Linked DNA regions of Homo sapiens: region 1 is linked to region 2. A link is a loop called in an ENCODE intact Hi-C map of the cell type or tissue named here. Cell type or tissue: CD4-positive, alpha-beta T cell. All regions are shown on one strand. Links, peaks and the distances in the headings refer to the core of each region. The heading gives the core; the rest is flanking DNA.

Region 1 (5,242 bases), core at 1-5,000, 270 kb before region 2:
TTCACTTGTGGTTTGTTGCCACAGTACAAGTTTATTTTTATGAAGCCAAATGTATCAGTATTTCTTTAATTGTGCTGGCGTGGGAGTCAGTACTTCTCCCTACACCCGGGTTTCAGGGAAGTTCCCTCGGGTTTCTTCTGGTTTTTGTACAGTTTTCTTCTTTATGTCAAGATCTCCAGTCTATTTGGAGTTCCTTCTTGTATGTGATGTGAGGAATGGATCTAATTTTATCTTTTTCCAAGTGGATATTGGAGGAAGTTTTTAAACGAGAAGAGAAATTCAGAAGATGCTGCAAGAGATGGGACCTTTACGGCGATCAATGTCTCAGTAAAGTCAGAACAAAGAGACTCAGGCACACCCACCACAAGTACCAAAACTTTGAGCAGATCAACGCCACAGAGCTGGGCTCGGGAAAACGGAAGGGCCATGGGAGGGAGGGAAAGCATTTAATGGGGGAAGGTCTGGGTAAGCCGATAAGTTTTGGGGAATCAAGGGGGATAAATACACGTGAGTAGGGCTCTGAAGTTAGAGGCAATGAATTGACCAAAAAGAAACAGTAACTTCCAAAAGGGAGTGTGACGGAGAGATGCCCATAGACGCAGGTGATGAACATCCAGGGCTGGCCGGGCACGGGGGCTCACGCCTGTGATCCCAGCACTTGGGGAGGCCGAGTCATGTGGATCGCTTGAGCACAGGAGTCTGCTAAAATAGGGGACACCACTCTAGTTACAGTTTGGATCAGGGTCATCACGCTGGGGACGTGCCAGGCACACGGAGGTGGGGGAGATGCTGGGGGCTGGGGGCAGGTGTGGACACTAAGCAATGGTGTCAGAGGCTGCTGGGGAGTCTCAGGGTCTGGCAGGAGCAGATGTGGACTCCCAGGAGTCATGGACATGAATTAGGGGTCCTAAGAAGCCTCGCCACTGACAAAGGAAGCTGTGAAGGGAAGACCAGAGAACCGGGGGGAGCGGGGGTCTTAGGTGCTCCCCACCCCATCGACCAGGATGGACCCAGGCATCTGCCCAGCTGGATGGAACAGAGACTCCAAGGCAGGAAGGACCCGAGTTCTGTCTCCCTGTCGTTCTCTTGGACCCTTTCACGCTGTCTTTCCCCACCCCCATCTGTCAATGGCCATGATTAGATCACAGACCCAAGCTCTGGCCACCAGGGAAGGCAGAAAGATGACCTAACCTCCATAGCACCGGGTGGGGCCCCTGCCTCCCACCTGTGGGGGGTGTCAGTTGCTTGGCAGCCAGAGGGACAGAGGCCACCACCCCTCCCCTCCCGGCCAGCACCACAGATGGAGAAACTGGGCCCATGGTTCCCTCTGCCCACACCCTCCCATGGCTCTCATCTCCGTGGTCCAGCGGATGGGGGGAAACAGGTTGAGGAATTTGGACACTGGAAAATGGGTGGAAGCAGTTAAAACCTGAGGGGACCAGGAGGGGCAGGGTGGGCACCCATCTCAGATGAGTCGAAGAGCAGCAGGGTGATTTTCCATGCCCGGCCCCTTGGCTCTGTTCTAAGAGTTTACACGCATTAACATTTCATTCTAACTCAGTGAGTCAGACACTTTTCAGATGCCCATTTTACAGATAAGCAAGATAAGAAGTACAGAGAGGTTAAGTTACATGCTCAGAGTCACACAGCCAGCAAATGGCAGAACGGGACTTGAGCACCAGCTGACTGGCTGCAGAGTCTGTGCCCTGAGCCAGTTTGCAGTAGCATTGAGCACTTTATGTGTCAGGCAGTTTACAGGCACTTTGGGTCCTCGCAACAGCCCCATTTTACAGATGAGGAAACTGAGGCACAGAAGCAGCAATATACCTGAGGACACACAACTAGGAAGGAGGATAGAGCATATTCGGTGGGAGATAATAAAACCTTTGATGCCAAATGCTAAAATAATATTTGGGGAAAAGCTTTTGACCCCTTTTAGCAAACAAAAATTTTATGATGGCAAGAATTTATCCTGCTGGTTAATCTGATTTTTCCCTTTTTAGTACATGGGTGTTCCCTAACCTTACCCCTGAAGAGAAAACTCATGACTTCCCCCAGAGCTGTGCATTCTCAAAGCTTTTTTTTTTTTTTTTTTTTTTTTTTTCCTGAGATGGAGTCTTGCTCTGTCGCCCAGGTTGGAGTGCAGTGGCGCAATCTCGCTCACTGAAGCCTCCCCTCCCCCTCCTGGGTTCAAGCCTCGTAAGTAGCTGGGATTACAGGCGTGTGCCACCACGCCCAGCTAATTTTTGTATTTTTAGTAGAGACGGGGTTTCCCCATGTTAGTCAGGCTGGTCTCGAACTCCTGACCTCAAGTGATCTGCCCGCCTCGGCTGCCCAAAGTGCTGGGATTACAGGTGTGAGCCACTGCGCCCGGCCTCAAAGCATTTTTGTTAGCGGTCTTTTTAAGATTTCTCCACCGGGTGTGGTGGCTCACGCCTGTAATCTCAGCATTTTGGGAGGCCGCGGCGGGCAGATCACGAGGTCAGGAGTGTAACACCAGCCTGGCCAACATGGTGAAACCCCGTCTCCACTAAAAATACAAAAAAATTAGCCGGGCATGGTGGCACGTGCCTGTAATCCCAGCTACTCAGGAGGCTGAGGCAGGAGAATTGCTTGAACCAGGACCCAGGAGGCGGAGGTTGCAGTGAGCCGAGATGGCGCCACTGTATTCCAGCCTGGGCTACAGAGCGGGACTCCGTCTCAAAAAAAAAAAAAAAAAAAAAAAAAAAATTTCTCTTGTAACTGTTCTGTGATTGTCCACTGTATGGCGCTAGGGGGCGCTGTAACACCACGGTGTTTTATAGTCATTACAACACTCTTCCAGCAGATGGCGGCAAAGTGTTGGGGAAAGAGGGTGCCTTTTTGCCAATCCCCATATATTTTTCTAATTTTCTTTGTATGGTATGCAAACATTTCCAATGCTCAAAATTTGGTCTCAGCTACCATTCTAACTATTTGAGGCTTACGCTTCTCTGTTTCCCCTCCAATCTGGGCCGAAGTCTTCCTGTCAGTGAAACAGGGATGTTTAAAGGAGTTTTTTTGGGGCCCCTTTCCCAGAGCTGTCCTGATGGCCCATTTGGGGCAGTTTCTCTCTTTTTGGAGCGTGGAGCTGCTCTTAAGGCCCTGCCTGCTGGATTCTCAAATAGCATGGTGGACACTCCCCTCCAGACCTCCTCTGTGGGCCCAGCCTCCCCTCTCTTAGCCCCTTGGAGTTCCTGCCCCTTTTGGGCCCCAAAGTCCTGTCTCTAACTCAAAGACAGTTAGTTATCTGTGTTAAAATAAAATAACATGGGCCGGGCGTGGTGGCTCACGCCTGTAATCCCAGCACTTTGGGAGGCCGAGGTGGGCGGATGACCTGAGGTCAGGAGTTCGAGACCAGCCTGGCCAACATGGTGAGACCCGATCTCTACTAAAATTGTCAAAGAACAAATTAAGGTGTGGTGGCGGGTGCCTGTAATCTCAGTTACTCGGGAGGCTGAAGCAGGAGAATTGCTTGAACCCGGGAGGTGGAGGTTGCAGTGATCGGAGATCGTGCCAGCCTGGGTGACAGAGCAAGACTCCATCTCAAAAAATAAATAATTTTTTAAAAATGGAGACCAGGACTGAGAATTCCCCAAAGCAGACAAAAGCAGTTAGGCCATGTAAACACAACTTAATCTAGTTTGACTTCTGAATGTGAGTGAAACTTAGCTTATTCCCTGTAAATAAATGCTGCTGAGAATCATAAACAAAGCTGAAATCGCCTTCCAAAAGGATGTAAGACAATCACTTTTAACCGATCCCTTGTCATATGGAAGCCCCCACCATCATAGTCGGTCATCGTGAAGGTGAAGCCACCTCCTGGTTTTTGCTTTTTTTTTTTTTTTTTTTTTTTTGAGATGGAGTCTCGCTCTGTCGCCCAGGTTGGAGTGCAGTGGTGCGATCTTGGCTCACTGCAAGCTCCGCCTCCCGGGTTCACGCCATTCTCCTGCCTCAGCCTCCCGAGTAGCTGGGACTACAGGTGCCCGCCACCACGCCTGACTAATGTTTTGTATTTTTAGTAGAGACAAGGTTTCACTGTGTTACCCAGGATGGTCTCGATCTCCTGACCTCATGATCCACCCGCCTTGGTCTCCCAAAGTGCTAGGATTACAGGCGTGAGCCACCGCGCCTGGCCTTTTTTTTTTTTTTTTTTTTTTTTTTGAGATGGAGTCTCACTCTTGTCGCCCAGGCTGGAGTGCAGTGGTGCAATCTCCATTCACTGCAACCTCTGCCTCCTGGGTTCAAGCGATTCTCCTGCCTCAGCCTCCTGAGTAGCTGGGACTACAGGCACCCGCCACCATGCCTGGCTAATTTTGTGTATTTTTAGTAGAGATGGGGTTTCACTATGTTGGCTAGGCTAGTCTCGAACTCCTGACCTCGTGATCTGCCTGGCTCGGCCTCCCAGAGTGCTGGGATTACAGGCGTGAGCCACTGTGCCCGGCTGGTTTTTGCTTTCTAAGCCATCCTACACCAGCCTGCCTCTGAGTTGCTTACCGCTCAGATTGAAGTCTCCTGGATGACAATTCGTGCTTTTTGCATGACAATAAACTTTTTTTTCCCCCCCCTAATTGGAGCCTATTTTATTCTGGACATTTTGGGGGAATTAGAAGTGAGATTCAAAGAAGATCCCAAGGAGCCCTGACTGCAGGGAGTAACCAGGCATGGGCACCCACACAGCCAGCTGTGTTCACTACTTTCTTGCTAACCAAGGGGTTTGGGATAAGTCTTTTTCGGATCTGAGCTTCCTTCTCTTCACCTTTGAGCTCTCCGTTTGTCACACAAAAGGGGCCGATTCTGTTTGTTTCTATTTGTCTGTCTGAGTTTGAGCTCGGGTAAGTCATTCTTTCCTGTTCAATAATGGAGGAGGATCTGTGTTTCCCTGCATCCTAGAATGGTAACCCCCTGGCTAGACACCCCATAGCTTATTTGGCAGAGTCTCAGAGGAAACGAAGGCCAGGGTGCATTCAGAACATCCCAGTATTCTCCATCTAGAACTCTACCTGCTTATATGTTTAAGAACTATGGCCGGGCGCGGTGGCTCACACCTGTAATCCCAGCATTTTGGGAGGCCAAGGCAGGGCGGATCACTTGAGGTCAGGAGTTCAAGACCAGCCTGGCCAATATGGCGAAACCCCATCTCTACTAAGAATACAAAAATTAGCCGGGCATGGTGGCAGGAACCTGTAATCCCAGCTATTCCAGAGGCTGAGGCAGGAGAATC
Region 2 (5,475 bases), core at 258-5,257:
GGACCGAGGAGAGGGAGACTGAAGGGCAGAGATGGGGAAGGTGAAGGGTGAAAAGGGGAGAGACCGAGGGCAGAGGGGGAGAGGACACAGCTACCCACAGCTACCCCAACCTCATGCCTCGCATTCTCCTTGTCAGGATGGAAGGCGCCTTCCAAGCCGAGCCAGCTTGGGGTGGGGGGAGCTAGCGAAGGCCCCCACAATCCGTCTCTAACTTTGGGAGGGGGTGGGGCCTCCCACAGCTGTTTCTGTTTCCAGAAAAGAATGTGCAGGGGGGTCCCACTCCTGAGAGGGGGAGGGGCCGGGCGTGCAGCCCCGGGAGCCTGGCTTCAGTCTTCCTCCCCACTCCCCATCTGGGGAGGGGGCGGTCGAGGTCAGCGGCGGGGAGAGCCCCCTCCACTGCCACCTCGGCTCAGGTTTCCCGAAACGGGAAGCTCTGGCCACACACAGGCTTGGGGATGGGGATCTGCCGTGGAGCCAGGGTGTGCGGGCTGGGGGGAGGGGAAGACAGACTGAGCCTGGGACGTCGGGCAAGAAGAAGAGAGCGAGGTGCAGACAGGCAGGAAGGGAAGGCCAAGGAGACAGATGCAGAGGGACACAGAGATCACAGAGACAGAGAGACAGGATGAAGAAAGAGAAGCAGACACAGAAAGTCACAGGGATGTGGCAGGACGGAGAGAGTGACAGAACCCAGGACGAGATCGGGAGACTCAAGGAATGACATAGAAAGGGGAGAGGCATGGGGCGTCCTCAAGTCATTCCGGAGACCTCTGCCCATCTTCCACCATGAGAACACCCAGAGTCCAGAAGTCTCCCCCAGGCGCTGCCTCGACCTGCCTCCCCTTGGGTCAAGGAGAGCTGGGGCCAGGTAGGAAGCAGGGGAAGTGTCACCAAAGGGTCAAGATCCCAGTGGGGGGTCCTCAGGGACTGTGAGCTTCCTCTCAGCAGTGGTCCCTCCCTCTGGAGGCCCTGAGATTCCCCTCCTCCCACCCCGCCCCCTCCAGAGATCTCCAAGCACACCAGGACTTAGGGAAGATGGAGCCCTGGTGGCGGGGCCCAGAGAAGGGCATGTTTGGAGCCTGGCTGTGTCACCTTGGGTGAGTCGCTTGCTCTCTCTGAGCCTCAATTTGTTTCTCTGTTAAATGGGGACTATCACCCCGTTTCCCAAGCCGCAAGAAGACAACGCCTGCAAAGTACCCGGTCTCGGGTTTGACACATACTTGGCGCCCACAAGGATTTTCTTTGGGGAAGGGGTGTAAGAGACAGGGCCTGTGTTTCTCACGAGGCCCCAGTGGGGGCGATGCAGTTCCCCCTCCCCCGATTTGGGGGCGGGGAGGCCAGGTCCGGCCCGCCGCCGGAACTCCGGGGTCGCCAGCCCCACCCCCTGTCCTTTCTCACTCCCTGCCTACCCGGGTCCCCAACCCCCGCCCGGTGTCTGAGCATCCAACCGAGACAGACAGACACAGACGGGGGTGGAGGGACGGACGGACAGGCAGCCCCTTACCAGCTGCTCCTCCAGGGCCGCTGCGGCCCGGCGCGCCGCCGCCGCATCTTCATCCTCATCGGCGTCCTCCTCGTCCTCGGCCTCGGCGCCCCCCATTCCGGGCTGGGCCAGCCGCAGCGCCTGCTGCACGCGGTACTCCTGCCTCTCCCGGAGCCAATGTAACTCGCAGAGCCCGGCCAGGCTACCCTCCAGCCAGCCCCGCAGCCGGCCCCGCTCAGGGCTCACCGGGAACGAGAAGGCCCGGATCATGGCTGCGGCCCCCCGCCCCAGCCCGGCCGGGCCCCGCGGCCACCCCTCTCCCGGTCCCACCTCCCCGCCCCAGCAGCCTGCCCGCCCGCCCGCTGGCCGGGCTGTCACCGTCTCATCTGCATAGGCGCCCGCCCATTGGGCCGCCCACCCGCGCCTTATCTGCATGGCCACGCCCCCGGCGACCGAGCAACAGCCGCCTATTGGCGAATAAGCTTCCTGACGAAGACTCTCGGGCGTGCAACCGCACCGCCCAACACGACGCATGCTCGCAACTGCCTACTCACTCCGCTCGCCACGCCCCCTCCGTGCAACTGCCTCGGGGCCCTGGCCACGCCCCCCCACGCGTCACAATGAAACAAGCCCGCCCTTGCTTCAATGCCATTGGTCTGTGCCTGGCCGGTCCTGCAGCAGGTTCCACCCTCTTGCGGGCGAGCGCTGGCTACCATTGGACTGTCCGGCGCGAGGGGAAGGGTGATCTATAAATAGGGAATGGGTACACGTGACAGTTTGGCAGCTGCTCCTACCCCTCCACCCCGCCCAACCTTCAGCTTCTGAGGCTGCGCAGGGGGAGAAAAGGGTTAGGGGGTCGAGCCCTGACTTCGCCTCCTCTTCCAAGAAGCCTTCCCAGACACTCAGCTGTAAAACCAGACGGACGTCCTCCGATGAAATTGTTTCTACTTAGGGCCGGCTTCACCGGCTTGGAATCCACTTAGAAGGGTCTTCGCGCTTGGTTGAATGTTCTGCAATTTCTGTCTTGAAATTTTTAGTTTTTGAGCAAGGGGCCCCTTATTTTCACTTTGCACTAGGCCAAATATGTAGCCGGTCTTGCTGCTAAGAGTCTAAGATCGATTGCATTCCAAATTCTGGAATTATAAGACCCTGGGTGGAAGATTCTATGCTTTGACCAGAAGAGAGTCTAAGCAGCTTTTGTCTCCCAGGTGCTAGGAGGATGTGTGCTCATCATTCTTCCATTCCAGGGGCCTTTGTTCTACGTTCTAAGGGGCTTTGTTCTCAGCCTTCTATGATGCTCTATTCTCAACGTTCTCTGGTCCTAGGAGTCTGAGCCTGACATTCGTTTCCAAGGCTTCCTGCTGTCTCTCCAGGCTCCGCAAGCAGGGCTGGGGCACCCTCAGGCGGCCAATCTGTATCACTACGCCGAGCCTGCCTCTACCAACTTCCAAGACCTAGCTCTAATATTCATACTCATCTCTCAGACAGACCTTGGCTCCCTAAAAGCCAAGGCCCAGAAGATCATACAAGAAATTCCCTCTTTTATGATTCCCCGTGCACGAAGTGACCTTCTGGTGGTGAGATGGAGAGAAATTGATAGTGGCGATAGACAGCAAAGTCTCCAGGAGCCAGACTTCCTCGGGGTGAGTCACAGATCTGTCACTTTCCAGCTGTGTGACCTTGGAAAACTTACTTAACCTCTCTGTGCCACCGTTTCTTCATCTGATCACGGGATCATAATACTGGCTGCCTCATACAGTTGTTCTGAGGATTCAATGAAATGTATTAGGTACTTGGAGCAGTGTCTTCCATGGATTAAGAGCCACAGAAGGGTTTGACAAATAAGTTTAAAAACTAATCTAGTAAGTTTCCGGGGGGAAATGTCTTGAAATTTATTAGAGACAACCTTTATTCAGTCTTCCTCTTGTTCAAAATAGACTTAGAAAATTAGTCGGGTGTGGTGGTGCACACCTGTAGCCCCAGCTACTTGGGAGGCTGAGGCGGGAGGATCACTTGATTTCCTTTTTGACTTCTTGATGCTTTTATTAATGATGATGCCAAAAGATTTCTGGAGAATCAGCCAGGCGCAGTGGCTCACGTCTGTAATCCCAGTACTTTGGGAGGCTGAGGCGGGCAGATCACCTGAGTTCAGGAGTTCAGATCAGCCTGGCCAACATGGCGAAACCCCATCTGTACTAAAAATACAAAAATTAGCTGGGCATGATGGCACACACCGAGACTGTGGCACTGCACTCCAGCCTGGGTAACAGAGGGAGACTCCGTCTCAAAAAAAGAAAGAAAGAAAGAAATTGAGAGAGAGAGAGAGAGAAAGAAAGAAAGAAAAAGAAAGAGAGAGAGAAAGAAAGATAGATGTCTGGAGAATCAACAAGCAACAGTTGCTTCCAAACATGGCACACAAACTGGATATGGTGGCATGTACCTGTAGTGCGAGCTACTCAGGAGGCTGAGGCAGGAGGATCACTTGAGCCTGGGAGGCTGAGGCTACAGTGAGCCATGATTGCACCATTGCACTCCAGCCTGGGTGACAGAGCAAGACCCAATCTTTAAAAAAAAAAAAAAAAATTGTGATTACAGAGACTGAGTCCCATGCAGGGGCTGTTAATGAAGTTGCAGAAGCTCATAGACCTTGATTTATAGATGGTAGGGATGGGAAGAGGTTCCCATAAAAATCGAGTGGTGCGTTGGGAGAGGCCTTTGAGGAAGGCGTGTAGGGCACAGTGCTCCATCCAAAGGCTTTGGTGGTGCGAGTGAAGGGGATGGGGCCCTGGGAGTAGTGATTTGTGCTGAGAAAGGGGAACAAAACTGACAATCCTAATTGCAGTTGTAAGACTGAGTAAACACTTTTGCAAAAGTAAGCCAGGGGCATTGTGGATCTTGCAGGCTGGAAGGTAGAATAGGGAGGGGAGATGTGTCATTTGGGAAGAGACAGAAGTTACAGCTGGAGAATTGTGATCTGAGAAGCATGTAATCAAAGATCAGTCAAAGAGAATGCAAATGAGGCCGGGTGGGGTGGCTCATGCCTGTAATCCCAGCACTTTGGGACGCAGAGGCAGGCAGATCATTTGAGGTCAGGAGTTCAAGACCAGCCTGGCCAACATGGCGAAACCCCGTCTCTACTAAAAATATAAAAATTAGCTGGGTGTGGTGGTGCACGCCTGTAATCCCAGCTACTTGGGAGGCTGAGGCAGGAGAATCGTTTGAACCTGGGAGGTGGAGGTTGCACTGAGCCGAGATCACGCCACTGCACTCCAACCTGGGCAACAGAGGGAGGCTCTGTCTCTAAATAAATAAATAAATAAAGAGAGAGAGAATGCAAATGAAAGGCAAAAGTCATATGATGAGAAGCAGGCACGGGAGGACCAGAGTGGGTATTAAAATGGGGAATCCTAGCCAGGCTCTGTGACATGCACCTGTAGTACCAGCTACCCAGAAGACAGAAGCAGGAGGATTGTGTGAGCTCAGGAGTTCAAGGCCAACCTGGGCAACATGGTGAGACCCTGTCTCTAAAATAGCGTGTGTGGGAGGGAATCCTGGAGTTTCTGATTCCAGGAGCAGGCTGTCTCATGATGTTGTCTGCTTAACCCAAGGTTCTTGGGAGAGCTGTCTACAATTGCAGCCTCGTCTGCTTCCAGGGCTCTTGAAAGAGCCTCCCTCTGAGGTCTCCAACGGGAGTGGATTCCCATTCAGCACAGGTCTTATATCTCTTCATCTCTGAGATATGAACCCAAGGCAGGACAGTCTGGTGTTTGCAATAGTGTAGGGTCCATCCCATCTGAGTTCAAGGTTAGTCTTCCTGCGATGTCTTTTCCGGAGGACTAAATTCCCTGTTTGGAAATTATGAAGAGGCCGTGATGGAGTATTTGGAGGGAAGGCAGCTCACACTTGTTAGTGACAAGCATAAGTGTACTTAGTCCTTGATAATATCTGAGAATGTCGATTGTAATAGATTAGAGTCCTCAAGGGCCCAATAGGAG

The links. Peaks named below come from ENCODE experiments on the same cell type or tissue, not always from the same donor. Only the 100,000 strongest peaks of a DNase experiment are listed, where the experiment ranks them.
Region 1: it touches region 2 in a loop (3-fold over the local background); 7 of 110 quality-filtered maps call a loop at or near these places.

The regions. Positions count from the first base shown.
Region 1 is chr19:46,392,932-46,398,173 of GRCh38, forward strand. The region is part of intron 1 of PPP5C-AS1 (PPP5C antisense RNA 1); the gene reads right to left. Among named protein-coding and RNA genes, the nearest start is that of PPP5C-AS1, 8.7 kb to the right of the region's middle. RefSeq lists an enhancer at 784-1,284. In CD4-positive, alpha-beta T cell, for the core only: CTCF peaks have their summits at 2,806 (motif pointing right) and 3,018; DNase peaks (open chromatin) are centred at 2,444 and 2,790; H3K27me3 peaks cover 235 bases.
Region 2 is chr19:46,659,315-46,664,789 of GRCh38, forward strand. DACT3 (dishevelled binding antagonist of beta catenin 3) reads right to left here and starts at 1,868. Exons shown (of 4, transcript NM_145056.3): 1 at 1,502-1,868. The coding sequence starts at 1,750. It overlaps DACT3-AS1 (DACT3 antisense RNA 1), which reads left to right and starts at 1,050. Exons shown (of 3, transcript NR_040042.1): 1 at 1,050-1,094. RefSeq lists silencers at 1,666-1,915, 2,126-2,245. In CD4-positive, alpha-beta T cell, for the core only: a CTCF peak has its summit at 2,880 (motif pointing left); DNase peaks (open chromatin) are centred at 537, 937, 2,007 and 2,857; H3K4me3 peaks cover 1,637 bases; H3K27ac peaks cover 681 bases; H3K27me3 peaks cover 1,204 bases.